Regions from separate parts of the Homo sapiens genome. Here region 1 is linked to region 2. A link is an interaction called in ENCODE POLR2A ChIA-PET data of the cell type or tissue named here. Cell type or tissue: MCF 10A. All regions are shown on one strand. Each heading gives the region's core, and the rest is flanking DNA. Links, peaks and the distances in the headings are about the cores only. Region 1 overlaps SPATS2 (spermatogenesis associated serine rich 2). Region 2 overlaps SPATS2 (spermatogenesis associated serine rich 2).

What was found. Peaks named below come from ENCODE experiments on the same cell type or tissue, not always from the same donor. Only the 100,000 strongest peaks of a DNase experiment are listed, where the experiment ranks them.
Region 1: POLR2A ChIA-PET joins it to region 2 with 6 read pairs; 7 of 35 experiments call an interaction of 5 or more read pairs at or near these places.

The regions. Positions count from the first base shown.
Region 1 is chr12:49,390,645-49,395,040 of GRCh38, forward strand. All of the region lies in intron 2 of SPATS2 (spermatogenesis associated serine rich 2), which reads left to right. It also overlaps the pseudogene LOC100335030. Among named protein-coding and RNA genes, the nearest start is that of SPATS2, 25 kb to the left of the region's middle. In MCF 10A, for the core only: no CTCF peak of the experiment used is centred there; no DNase peak of the experiment used is centred there.
Region 2 is chr12:49,501,773-49,506,168 of GRCh38, forward strand. The region is part of intron 9 of SPATS2 (spermatogenesis associated serine rich 2); the gene reads left to right. Among named protein-coding and RNA genes, the nearest start is that of KCNH3, 35 kb to the right of the region's middle. In MCF 10A, for the core only: no CTCF peak of the experiment used is centred there; a DNase peak (open chromatin) is centred at 2,039.

The DNA of each region.
Region 1 (4,396 bases), core at 196-4,195, 110 kb before region 2:
ATTTATTTAAATTTTTGTGAAAGAAAATTCAGTTTTAAAGGCTATAGGAATGTGTTATATGTACCATAAACAAAAAAGGTAATTTTAGCAATTTACCATAACTGATACTTAGCTAACAATTGTCCATAACTTGTTTAAGTATAAGAAATACCATTTCAGGAATGAAAAAGAAGGAATACTACTTTCTAAGAAAGAAAATCTTATAATAGACATTTTAGTAGGTTAAACTTCTCCTTTGAAAGAATAAGTTTTGGTTCGAAGTCAGTAATGAAGATGAGATTTGTTTTTCTCTTCTCTGGCTGATTTTTAAGGATACTATGTAGTTCATTTAATTAACAGAATTGAAGTGTTTGATATGGCAAAATAGGTATGGTAATTTCAAAGTGAATTGGGAATTCCTCTGGCTCATAGAACTCTTTTAAATTAAAATTTCAAAAAAAAATTCTGGATCTGTTTTTAAACTCCATCTGGTCCTCATAACCTGTAAGATTTTTCTTAAAACCTTTCAGCTGAAAGCGGGGGTAGAGGTGGGGTAATCTGTGGATTTAGAAGTATTTGTTTTCTGTTGTCTTTTAAAATGTCAAATATGCCGGGCGCGGTGGCTCACGCCTGTAATCCCAGCACTTTGGGAGGCCGAGGCTGGTGGATCACGAGGTCAGGAGTTTGAGACCAGCCTGGCCAACATGGTGAAACCCCGTCCCTACTAAAAATACAAAAATTAGCTGGTCGTGGAGGCGTGTGCCTGTAATCCCAGCTACTCGGGAGGCTGAGGCAGGAGAATCGCTTGAACCCGGGAGGCGGAGGTTGCAGTGAGCTGAGATCGTGCCATTACACTCCAGCCTGGGCAACAGGGCAAGACTGCGTCTCAAAAAATATGTATATTTTAAAAAAAAGTCAAGTATGTAGTATGTATATTTTAAAAAAGCCACCAGTTATGGAAATGTGCTTTAACATCAGTTGAAACCTAAATTTTCTAATGTTGTGATTGTAGTAAAAAGGGATAAAAGAAGAGTGTCAAACATGATGAAATATATTATACTCATTTATATTGAAGGCATATTAAAGACAAATAGAAAATTCTACTTTGAGTATATAATTTTTTAAATAAATATTACTTTATATGGTAATTTTTATGTATAATTTCATATACTGGTGAAATTCAAAACCACTTTACACTTCAGAATTTTTCTATCTTAAGTTTGGGCTGAGTGGGGTGGATGAGACTGATTGAATAGAAAAGGGCTAATGGCCCAAACATTACATGGATTTCTTTTCTCAGTCAGAGGCCTTATTTGATATTTTATAAATAAATGACAGTTTTTATTTTTAAACTTTTTTATTGTTTTTGGGAAAGTATCCCTTAATTTAACGACACATTCATTCAGATACTTTTTATCCCTGGTAAGAAAGAAAGGAAATAAGCTACACAATTGAGATTAAGTCTGAGGCAGTTCATTGAGGCAGCTCTACTGTAAAAGATTACTTGACAGATAATTAGTTTTGTAAACAAGTTGGGTTAACTTATTCTTGGTCTTTTTGCTTGGATATGAATTTAAGGTTTGATTGTTATTTAGTGACACTTTTCCATCCTATTTTTTTTTTTTGGTTGTTGTTAAACAGAACCTTAACTTTATGTCTGAGGTATGTACTGCATGGGAACCTATTTTATTATTAAAGATGAGTGATTAAAAAAATAATGCTTTAAGTTATATTCCTTCTGTATGCTTCAATCTTGTTTAATTTTTTGGTAGTTTAGTTCCACCTTAAACCATGCTTACTGTGAAATATTTCAGGCCAGGGTTGGTGGCTCACACCTGTAGTCCCAGCAGTTTGGGAGGCGGGTGAATCACCTGAGGTCAGGAGTTCGAGACTAGCCTGGCCAACATGGCGAAACCCTGTCTTTACAAAAAATACAAAAATTGGTCAGGCGTGGTGGCAGGTGCCTGTAGTCCCAGCTACTCAGGAAGCTGAGGCAGGAGAATTGTTTGAACCCGGGAGGCAGAGGTTGCGGTGAGCCGAGATCTCACCACTGCACTCCAGCGCCTAGGCAACAGAGTGAGACTCCATCTCAAAAAACAAACAAACAAAAAGAAATATTTCAAATCCACAGATAAAAATAGAAGTAGGCCGGGCGCGATGGCTCACGCCTGTAATCCCAGCACTTTGGGAAGCTGAGTTGGGTGGATCACCTGAGGTCAGGAGTTTGAGACCAGCCTGGCCAACATGGTGAAACCCTGTCTCTACTAAAAATACAAAAATTAGCCAGGCGTGGTGGCAGGCGCCCATAATCCCAGCTACTTGGGAGGCTGAGGCAGGAGAATTGCTTGAACCCAGGGGGCGGAGGTTGTAGTGAGCAGAGATCATGCCACTTCACTCCAGCCTGGGCAAAACTGTGAAACTCCATCCAAAAAAAATAGTAATATAGAAACATCTGTGTACTCACCAGTGCTTTGTCTCACCTTAATTATGCCAATTGGAGTCGTATTTTTTTTTAATTGTGGACATTTTCAACAATAAAAATGGAAAGAATAATATAATTAACTCCCCTGTAGACTCATCTAGCTTCAGTGATTATTAAAATTTTTTCCATTCTTAGTTTCCTCTGTTCTTCCCACTCACTACTTTTCATGAGTATTGTCAACATTATCCATCCTTTTCTAAAAGTTCTCCATCAGCCTTTCATTCAGTGATTTTAGCAGCCATTGATTGTTGACTAGATCCATTCTTACATTAAGGCATACAAAATAGGGATTTTTTTCTAATTTTATTATTATTCTGTATTTATTAGGTAGAATTTTTCTATAAAGAAGACTTTTTCCTTCATTGACTTTTTTATTACTTTGAAATATGGTTTGTACAGGAAGGGCAGAATTATTTCTCTTTGTTCGTATTTAGAATAATGAAATGACTTAGTGCCCCACTAACCTCCAAAAATGACTAATGTGTTTTGTTTGTTTTAGAGTGTGATTATAAATTAATGGATATTTATGTATTTAATATGTTTCAGGCACCGTAGACATTATTCTTATTGATGTTCATATTGTGTCATCTTAGTTCAGTGGGAACCCATTTAATTTGGCTCCTTTGTCCTTTTGATGTGACCCCAGTAGTCTTTGATAGCTTTTCTGTTTTATAGCACAAGAAAACCGAGGCTCATCTATTTGTTTCCTTTCAATAGCAGGCCACCATGTCCTGCTATTTTTATGTTTATTTTTATAGAGACAGGTTCTCCCTATGTTGCCCAGGCTGGTGGTGTTGAACTCCTGGACTCAAGTGATCTTCCTGCCTCAAGTGATTTTACTGCCTCAGATTACATGCGTGAGCCACTGCTCCTGGCCAGCCCTACAACTTCTTTTTCAAAGTCGTTTTTACTATTCCAGGACTTTTGCATTTTCATATGGATTTTAGAACTAGTTTGCTGGGCTGGGAGTGGTGGCCCACACCTGTAATCCCACCACTTTGGGAGGCCATAGTGGGAAAATTGCTTGAGCCCATGTCACCTGGGCAACATGGCGAAACCCTGTCTCTACCAAAAATACAAAAATTAGCCGGGCTTCATGGTGCACACCTGCAGTCGCGGCTACTTGGGAGGCTGAGGTGGGAGGGATCCCTTGAGTTTAGGAGGCAGAGGTTGCAGTGAGCTGAGATCGAGTCACTGCACTCCAGTCTGGGGAACAGAGCAAGACCTTGTCTCCAAAAAAAAAAAAAAAAAACAGAACTAGTTTGCTGGATTCTGCAAAAAAAGTCTGCTGGGATTTTGATTGAGATTGCATTAAATCTATTGAATCAGTTTGGGGAGAATTGGCATGCTGACAACATTGAATCTTCTAACCTATGACCAGATAGATATATAACTCCTTTTATTTAGGTCTTTAATATCTCTCCATGATGTGTAGTTTTCAGTGTTCAGATCTTTCACATCTTTTTTTTTTCAGATTTATCTTTACAAATTTTATATTTAATGCTTTGTATTTATAGTTTTAATTAGTGATTGCTTGTTGCTAGTATATAGAAATATAATAGATTTTTCTGTATTGACCTTGTATCCTGCAACGTTGCTAAACTCATTTATTATTATTTTTTAGATTTTATCAGATAGTTTTTTCACAGATGATCATGTCATCTATGAATAAAGACAATTTTAAGGCCGGGCGTGGTGCCTCACGCCTGTAATCCCAGCACTTTGGGAGGCCGAGGCAGGTGGATCACCTGAGGTCAGGAGTTCGAAACCAGCCTGGCCAACATAACCCTGTCTCTACTAAAAATACAAAAAAAAAATTTAGCTGGGCTTGGTGGCAGAGGCCTGTAATCCCAGCTACTCAGGAGACTGAGGCAGGAGAATCCCTTGAACCCAGGAGGCGGAGGTTGCAGTGAGCCGAGATCCCACCACCGCACT
Region 2 (4,396 bases), core at 178-4,177:
GCCTGGCTAATTTTTTGTGTGTTTTTAGTAGAGATGGGGTTTCACCATGTTGGCCAGGCCGGTCTCGAACTCCTGACCTCAGGTGATCTGCCCATCTCTGCCTCCCAAAGTGCTGGGATTACAGGAGTGAGCCACCGTGCCCAGCTGGTGTTAACAGATGTTTAAATTCTAGCTCCTTTGTGGGAGGTATTTTATAAGGGATTTTTTGAAACTAGAAAAGACTTAAGGACCATATTAAAATGACAGGAAGACAAGCAGCTAGGGTGATGTTTTGAGACTTAGAACTTGTTCATTATACTTATTTTTAGTAACTGTCTAGATCTGAAATATGACAGGAAGTGTTCATGAAAAGAACAAACCATACATGCTTTCTTGCTGCCTGTAGACTGTTCCCTCAGGTTATACCTAACTGTGTCTCTGTTCACAAATTTAGTCTAGTCACTTTTGCCACAACATATAAGAGATAGAGGAGAGTGTAGGTCCCCTCAGTCCTCCTGGTCTCTGGAATTGCAGAGGAGTAGTTAATCAAAATGAAATAATGCCTCCAAAAAGTTAAATCATCAGAACCAAAACTTACTTTGGGGCTAGATAATTCATCTTAGTCTACCCATGCCTTGTCCTGAACTCTAAGTTTTACTTTTCAGGTTTTATGGCTAGGAATTTAATGTCATGTCTTCTGTTTTTCTTTGTTTGTTTGAGACAGGGTCTGGCTCTGTCACCCAGGCTGGAGTGCGGTGGCACGGTCATGGCTCACTGCAACCTCCACCTCCTGGGCTCAAGCCATCCTCCCACCCTCAGCCTCCCTAGTCCCCTAGCTGGGACTACAAGCATGTGCCACCACACCTGGCTAATTTTTTAATTTTTTGTAGAGATGAGGTTTCACCATATTGCCCAGGCTGGTCTCCAATTCCTGGGCCCAAGCAATCCTCTCATCTAGGCCTCCCAAAGTGCTGGGATTACAGCCATAAGCCACTGCGCCTGGCTGTCTTCTGTTTTTCTTGACACATATTTTTGCTCCTGCCAGATTACTCATTGTCTCAAAACTTAACATTCACATTTCCTCTTCCATCTACTAGTTAATGCCACTTTCCCAGCCTGAAAATGTTCTCCTATTCCTCTGTATTTATCTAAATCCCACCATTTCTCCAAACTTTCCTTAAATTAAGGTCTAACTTCTGGAAATTATTTTAGGTAACTGATTTTTCCCCTTTCTGAACCTCTAGGAGGAAGCACCATGCCCTTTGCACTGCATTCTTGTCATATAAGATATTGTTGGCTTGTTTAGAAAATAAAGAGCTGGCTGGGCACAGTGGCTCATGCCTGAATCCCAGCACTTTGGGAGGCCAAGGCGGGCAGATCACAAGGTCAAGAGTTCAAGACCAGCTTGGCCAACATGGTGAAACCCCATCTCTACTAAACATTCAAAAATTAGCCGGGCGTGGTGGCGTGCACCTGTAATCCCAGCTACTAGGGAGGCTGAAGCAGGAGAATTGCTTGAACCCAGGAGGTGGAGGTTGCAGTGAGCTGAGATCGCGCCATTGCACTCCAGCCTGGGCGATAGGGCGAGACTCCATCTCAAAAAACAAAGAAAAAAGAGCTGGGCGCGGTGGCTCATGCCTGTAATCCCAGCGCTTTGGGAGGCCGAGGCGGGTGGATCACGAGGTCAGGAGATGGAGACCATCCTGGCTAACAAGGTGAAACCCCGTCTCTACTAAAAATACAAAAAGTTAGCCGGGCGTGGTGGCGGGCGCCTGTAGTCCCAGCTACTCAGGAGGCTGAGGCAGGAGAATGGCGTGATCCCGGGAGGAGGAGCTTGCAGTGAGCCAAGATCGCGCCACTGCACTCCATCCTGGGCGACAGAGCAAGACTCCATCTCAAAAAAAAAAAAGAAAAAAGAAAGAGCTAAGTGTAGTAGGTCATCACAACTTTGCTTTGATAAGCCTCTGGTCTCCATGATTGTTCAGCTTACTGATTACTTAGTCACAGGATCTGATTCCATTCGGAACAAGCTTGAACCAGCAGGAAACGCAGTTCCGGGAGAGAGATTTGTGAATTCCTGCTGACTGGAACCCAGCCAGGAGGAGCCTCCTTCAATAAATGACAAATGAAATGGTTTCCTACCTGGGAACTGTGTATTTAGGATTGATTAGCTGACGTAACAACCAGGTCAATTTAACTTGAGGAAAGAGATTACCTGCCCTTTCCTGCTAGTATAAAGCCCTTTGCTCTGGTTGATTGAGTTTATAAACCACCTTATTTCAATGTTCCTTGTAGCCGCTACTTCAAGACATAATTGGCAAGTGAGCTAACTCCATTTGGCACCAAACCAGAGCTTGGAGTTAATGTCACTTAGAAAGACATTTCTGTGTTGGTTATAGCATAAAAAAAAGGCAAAGAGTTCTAACAGATTTGCCCCAGTAAAAGTACATTACCCCTGACAAGGCACTAGGGAAATTATACAGATAACTCCTTTCACTTTGATGCCGAACAAAAACTGACACACCTATAGAAAGGTAAACTCAGAAGCATTCTAATGTATAAAACTTAAAATTTCTTCTTATTGGTGACTTAGCAATAATCATCTCTAGACCCAAGTTTACTTTTCTTGTTAATTAGTAATATTTGTCTGCCTTTCATTGTTGGAGCTGTTAGTTGACTTAAGTTTAAGGATATTAAGGAGGCAGGATATGGAGTGGAACATGAAGCTAGAATATATAAACTCCTTTGGAAGATTGTCCTATAATGTGTTGATGAAAAATGCCAACAGGATACACACTCAGCTTCTCTTTTAAATAAAAAGTTTCCATTTTATGAAAGTCAAAAGGTATTTTTTAAAAGGAGAAATGGGTAAGAGAAAAAGATTATCAAGAAATTTGAGATTATATATCACAGAAAGTCATGTAAGTTTATGGTTAAGGTTTTGAAATTTTTCCTGATTCCTCTATGTCCTTTTATTGGCGCGTTTTTTTTTTTCCTGTTTCTTTTCTTTCTTTCTTTCTTTTTTTTTTTTTTTTTTTTAAGACAGGGTCTCTGTTGACCATACTGGAGTGTAGTAGCGCCATCGTGTCTCACTACAGCCTCCCAGGCTCAAGGGATCCTCCCACCTCAGCCTCTTGAGTAGCTGGGACTACAAGGCGGGTGCAACCATGCCCAGCTAATTTTTCTATCTTTTGTAGAGATGGGGTTTTGCCACATTGCCCAGGCTGGTTTTGAACTCCTGGGCTCAAGCGGTCCTCCTGCTTCAGCCTCCCAGAGTGCTGGGATTACAGGTGTGAGCCACCTCGCCCAGCTCAGAGCTTTTTTTTTTAACGTTAAATCAAGCTTAGTCTTACCGAAGGCTTTTAAGTCCTTACATTTAAAGGCCACATATAGATGCTGAAAACTTAGGAATCATTTTATGAACCAAACTACCTGCAAAATATTATCTCCAAAAATATCTAAAATGTGTAGAAATAAAGGAATGTGCTAATGTAATATGTATTATCAAAAATGTACATAGCACTGTAGTTCTAAATCATTCTTTGGTTTTTGAAGCTTAGTTTGTTGATATCTTGTTTCTACTAGTACTTGACACCATGGTTCTTGATATTTTTTTATTTAAAATTTAACTCTAACCATCTGTGAAAATAATTACAGGTTGAGTATCCCTTATCTGAAATGCTTAGGACTAGAAATGTTTTAGGTTTTTTATTTTTATTTTTTTCAGATTTTGGAATGTCTGCAGAAACTAGTTGAGCATCCCTAATCTAAAAATTCAAAATCCAAACTGCTCCAATGAGTATTTTCTTTCAGTGTCATGTCAGTGCTCAAAAAAGTACAGCTTTTGAAGCATTTTGGATTAGGAATGCTCAACCAGTAATAACATATGAAGAATATTTTACTGAACATGTTCAGTTATATTATTGGATTTTTTTAATCCTGATTTCTTTTCCACAAAGTAGGTATTGTTAATTCTGTTTTACTGAAAATAAATGTATGTCTTAGGTTAAGCAATTTGCCTAAGTTGCAGATCCAATATTTGAATGTATATATTCAGACTTATTAACCTATGATTTTCATCTCATACCTCATTGATGGCTCACTTCCCCACTAAAGCTTGGCAAGGCTAGAGACTGTTGGTACATGTCATATTACAGACAGTTCCCTACTTATGATGGTTCAACTTAATAATTTTCCAACTTTATGATGGTATGAAAGTGATACACATTCAGTAGAAAGCATACTTTGTATACCCATACAACCATTTTGTTTTTCACTTTTAGTGTAGTGTTTAATAAATTACATCAGATATTCAACACTTCATTATAAAATAGGTGTTGTGTTAGATGACTTTGCCCAACTGCAGGCTAATATAAATGTTCTGAGCATGTTTAAGGTAGGCTAGGCTAAGCTTTGA